2 separate regions of the Homo sapiens genome follow, and region 2 is linked to region 1. A link is an interaction called in ENCODE POLR2A ChIA-PET data of the cell type or tissue named here. Cell type or tissue: PC-9. All regions are shown on one strand.

What was found. ChIA-PET counts read pairs that join two places held together with the same protein. Peaks named below come from ENCODE experiments on the same cell type or tissue, not always from the same donor. Only the 100,000 strongest peaks of a DNase experiment are listed, where the experiment ranks them.
Region 2: POLR2A ChIA-PET joins it to region 1 with 5 read pairs; 4 of 35 experiments call an interaction of 5 or more read pairs at or near these places.

Annotation. Positions count from the first base shown.
Region 1 is chr9:111,690,370-111,692,869 of GRCh38, reverse strand. SHOC1 (shortage in chiasmata 1) reads left to right here. Exons shown (of 28, transcript NM_001378211.1): 27 at 359-1,319. Among named protein-coding and RNA genes, the nearest start is that of GNG10, 30 kb to the right of the region's middle. In PC-9, CTCF peaks have their summits at 739 and 946 (motif pointing right); a DNase peak (open chromatin) is centred at 989.
Region 2 is chr9:111,609,837-111,612,336 of GRCh38, reverse strand. It overlaps the pseudogene LRRC37A5P. Among named protein-coding and RNA genes, the nearest start is that of PTGR1, 11 kb to the right of the region's middle. In PC-9, no CTCF peak of the experiment used is centred here; a DNase peak (open chromatin) is centred at 1,236; H3K27ac peaks cover 2,064 bases.

The sequences.
Region 1 (2,500 bases):
TAATTCTAGCTGTAAAGATAACTTTAGCCTTACTGGTAATATTTTAAAATTCTTATCAAGGAAATAGTATTCATGTATGAATTGTATAACTAAAATTCTATTGTATTTGCTGTGAGCCTAAAATTGTTCTGAAAAATAGACTATTAAAAATTCTATTACAAGTGATTAGAAAATAAGTATGAATTACAATGAATTTTTCTTTTAATAGAGCCTAATGATTTCATGTTCTTAATACCTGGATCAATGTAATATCTATGAATAGACTACCTATTTATATTTTGCCTTCTTTCCATATAGATAAGCATCATTATTTATATTTACTAAACTGACATTTGCATTATATTAATTCATTTTTTAGCATTTTTGTAGCATCACTTCCCTATTCAAGATTGGTTCTTCTTCCATAACAAAATCACCGCAAATTTCGTCACCTCAGGAAAATAGGAATCAGATTAGTACCTTGTCTTCTCAAAGTTCAGCTTCTGATTTAGACTCTGTCATTCAAGAACATAATGAATATTATCAGTATTTAGGATTAGGAGAGACAGTGCAGGAAGACAAAACCACCATTTTGAATGACAACTCTTCCATTATGGAACTAAAAGAAATCTCAAGTTTTTTACCACCTGTGACTTCATACAATCAGACCAGCTACTGGAAAGACTCCAGCTGTAAATCTAATATAGGGCAGAATACTCCTTTTCTAATTAATATAGAATCAAGGAGACCGGCTTATAACTCCTTTCTAAACCACAGTGATTCAGAGTCAGATGTCTTTTCTTTGGGTCTAACACAAATGAACTGTGAAACTATAAAATCACCAACTGACACTCAGAAGAGAGTGTCAGTTGTCCCCCGTTTTATAAATTCTCAGAAAAGGAGAACACATGAAGCAAAAGGTTTCATAAATAAAGATGTATCGGACCCTATCTTTTCACTAGAGGGCACTCAATCTCCTCTTCATTGGAACTTTAAGAAAAATATATGGGAACAAGAGAATCACCCGTTCAACTTACAATATGGTGCACAGCAGACTGCATGTAACAAATTGTACTCTCAGAAAGGTAATTTATTCACTGATCAGCAAAAATGTCTATCAGATGAGTCTGAAGGCCTCACATGTGAAAGTTCAAAAGATGAGACTTTCTGGAGAGAATTACCATCTGTCCCCAGTTTGGATTTATTTCGTGCTTCTGATTCTAATGCAAATCAAAAAGAATTCAACAGCCTTTATTTCTACCAAAGAGCTGGAAAAAGTTTAGGACAGAAAAGGCACCATGAATCTTCATTTAACTCAGGAGACAAGGAATCATTAACAGGTAACACTATCCAATAGTTGATAAAACTACTCTCAAATTTAATTTTAAAAGATAAAATCATCTCCAAATTTAACATTTTTTTTGTTTTAATTACTACATTTAAAAAACTTCTCTAATAACTGTTGGGTAAAAGAGAAAATCTAAACTCTAAAATAAATGCAGAGAAAATATATTGTGTTAAATTATTATAACCTTAAGTGGACTAAGCATTCAACTTAAGAAGTTAAAAATAAAAGCAGTGCAACTCTAAGTAAAGCAGGAGACTAAAATCAACAAAGATTAAACAGAGGAATCAGTGAATTAGAAAATTAACCTCTTTGTGGAGCAGGTATATTTAACTGACTAACGTTTATTAAAAGAGCCTAATTAGGTGCCAGTCTCCATTCTAAGTGCTTTATTGGATTATTTACTTTAATTCTAACAATTCTATTAAATAGGCAGTATTATTAGCTCCATTCTGGTGGATGTTTTTGAGTTGTCTGAACATTTAAGCATATCAAATTTTTAAAAGCACAATTTAATTTTCTTGTTTCTAGTGATTCTAGCTTTTCTTTCAGTGTCATTTCTTACTGCATTGGCCCAAGCATCTAAAACAAAATATTAAGTTCTAACAGCCGTACAAAGGTGGCCTTCCCCAGGATAGGAGAAAAAGGGGAGGGCGGGGGGAAGCTTAAGTTTCAAACTTCTCTTTTTCATAGGTTTTTTTGTGAGGCCTGAGAGGGGCCAAGAAAATCTTGTATTTTTTGTTTTGTTTTAAAAAGGGCTCCCAAATTGTATAAGCTACAGGACTTGTAATGCTTGGATTTGCTCTTATTTAATACTTACAACTTGTTTTGTTCCTCACTTTAATGGGAAGTATTCTGTGTCTAGTTTTGTAAAAACTTCTGTGAAAAATAGATGCTGAATTTATTCAAACTCATTTTAGTACATATTGGGAAAAATCAAATGTGTTTTCTCTACTGACCTATTCATGTCAAAGATTATATTTACAGGTTTACTAATATTAAAATATCTATGCCATTTCTGTGATAAACATAACTGGTTTTTGAGGGGTGATTCTTTATTTTTATATTTTTGTTTTATTTAATATTTCATGCTACCTTGTCTAAGAGATTTTTTGTTTCTTTAAGACAAGGTCTCCCTCTGTAGCCCAGGCTGGAGTGCAGTGGCATGATTGGTTC
Region 2 (2,500 bases), 81 kb after region 1:
GAGTGTGTTCTGCCCACTTTTGAAAAGCTTTCCTGGAGGCCCTATCCAGTAACTTCTGCTCATACCTCCAGGCAGAATTGTCATGTGATCACTTCTAACAATAAAGGAGCTTGGCTAGCAATTTTTTAGCTAGACATGTTACTATTCTAAACAACGTGGGGATACTTGCTAGCAAAGAACCAAGAGAGAATGCAGCTAGAAGCATCTGTTCCAGGTAGAAATCAGTTCAGTTTAGAACATGTTAAGTTTAAGATGCCATGGGGAAAATGTCCAGGTGACTTTTTTTTTTTTTTTAATTCTTGAGACAGAGTCTCCCTCTGCTCTGTCACCCAGACTGGAGTGCGGTGGCATGATCTCAGCTCACTGCAGCCTCAACCACCCGGGCTCAAGCGATCCTCTCACCTCAGCCTCCCGAGTAGCTGGGACTACAGGCACACCCCACCACACCTGGCTAATTTTTGTATTTTTCGTAGAGACGAGGTTTTGCCATGTTGCCCAGGCTGGACACAGGAGGCTCTTCAGCCCATTAATCGATGGAGCCTGGAAGACATCCTGGGCAGGAGATATAAATTTGGGAGTGTTCAGTCTGCTGATGGCCTTTGTCTTTTTACTTGCGGTGGAAAGTGTCCTAGTTGATTCAGAAGAGGTTAGTTATGCAGGAGAAAAGAAATAATCCAGGTAGCCTAGGAAGGTTAGGAGAAATGCATCCCAAGTACATTAACCTTTGGTAGGAGGAGAGAAGCTGCCTCCATTTTCACAGAAAGAAAAGTGAAGATGGGCCCGGTGTGGTGGTGCATGCCTGTAGTCCCAGCTAATCGGGAGGGTGAGGCAGGAGAAAGGCTTGAACCTGGGAGGCGGAGGTTGCAGTGAGCCGAGATTGTGCCACTGCACTCCAGCCTGGGCAACCCAGTGAGACCCTGTCTCAAAAACAGAAAGAAAGAGAGAGAGAGAGAGAGAGAGAAAGAGAGAAAGAGACAGACAGAAAGAAAGAAAGAAAGAAAGAAAGAAAGAAAGAAAGAAAGAAAGAAAGAAAGGAGTGAAGATGGATGCATATGCAGAAAAGTTTGTAGTCTTGACCATAAAAAGACAAAGTCTCTGGTCTAATCTGTTTTAATCTCTCAGTGAAGCATCAGGTAAGAATAGTTGAGGGGTGAGGCTTGAGAACCGTGTGAAAGGATAAAATTGTCATCAAGTTTTGCGAGTAAGGAAATTTCCTGGAGAATCTCTGGGGTTACTGGGCAGTGTCGTGTGTGCCTTTGTGTTGTTTGTGATCATTAGAGGAAAACCAGTCAGTCTAGTTAAGTAATTTTCGCCAACAATGTTCAGGGGCTCATGGGAAGGCGTGGAAAAGTCAGTGATTGCTTTTACTCGGGGTTAGGGTTATGCCAGGCGTGACTGATGGAGGAAGAAAAAAGCAAGGAAGCTGAAAGCATTTGCCAGGGAGTGATTATAACAAAGCACCTTGGAATCTTTTTTTTTTTTTTTTTTTTTGAGACAGGGTCTCTGTCACCCACGCTGGAGTGCAGTGGCATGATTATAGCTCACTGCAGCATCAACTTCCTCAGGCCCAGGTTATCCTCCCTCTTCAGTCTCCCAATTAGCTGGGACCACAGACATGCACCACCTTACCTGGCTAATTAAAAAAAAAAATTTCGTAGAGCTGGGGTTTCACCACATTGCCTATGCTGGTCTCAGACTCCTGGCTTTAGGCCATCCACCACCTCAACCTCCCAAAGTACTTGGATTACAGGTATGAGCCACTGCGCCCAGCTGGAATCCTATCTGAACTAAATTGAACTGAAATTTATGCCCACTCTGATAATAGTAATACAAAGCTAGAAAACCAGAACCAAGGAAAAAAGAGAACAGAAATAAAATACCCATAAACTGTTTAAGTTGAGCTTTATGCTGTGTCGACTCAGCCAACTCATGATTCCTGGTTCCTCTCCTGGCAGGAATCTTTTCATGAGGCCTGGCAAGTGTGGTGAACGAATTAGCAAACACCAGCATTGCATTTTAGCGCCAGCCAGAACAAGCATGCCCAGAAGTGTCCAGGCAGAGCTCTCAGCCTCAGCTTTGGGGACCCAACCAGGAAACGTTTCTTCTTCCCAGCCTTTCAGAAAGATCAAAGACTACAGACCACTCACTTCCTGACTCCCGTTTTCCTGCCAAAAGCTTCTAGCTGGGCAGGTAGTACTCTGGCAGGGAAATGGTTTGTTGTTGTCAAACCCCCGCCCCATACAAAGAGAATCTTGGGGAGCCAACATGGGGCTGGTGGGGTACATGTGAAATGAGATTGTCTGATGTCTGTGTGGAGGCAAGGAGATGGCAAGATGGGAGTGTGTGGTGCACACAAGTCAGTATCGGGGAGATGATAACCTGGAATGAGATCATGAGATAGCAAGCATAGCCCTCCACATACATTGTGTGGTCTCAGAATGCCAGGCAGGAGTTGCGGCTGGGAGACACTTCTGAGATGATGGAGTACAGTCCCGGGACC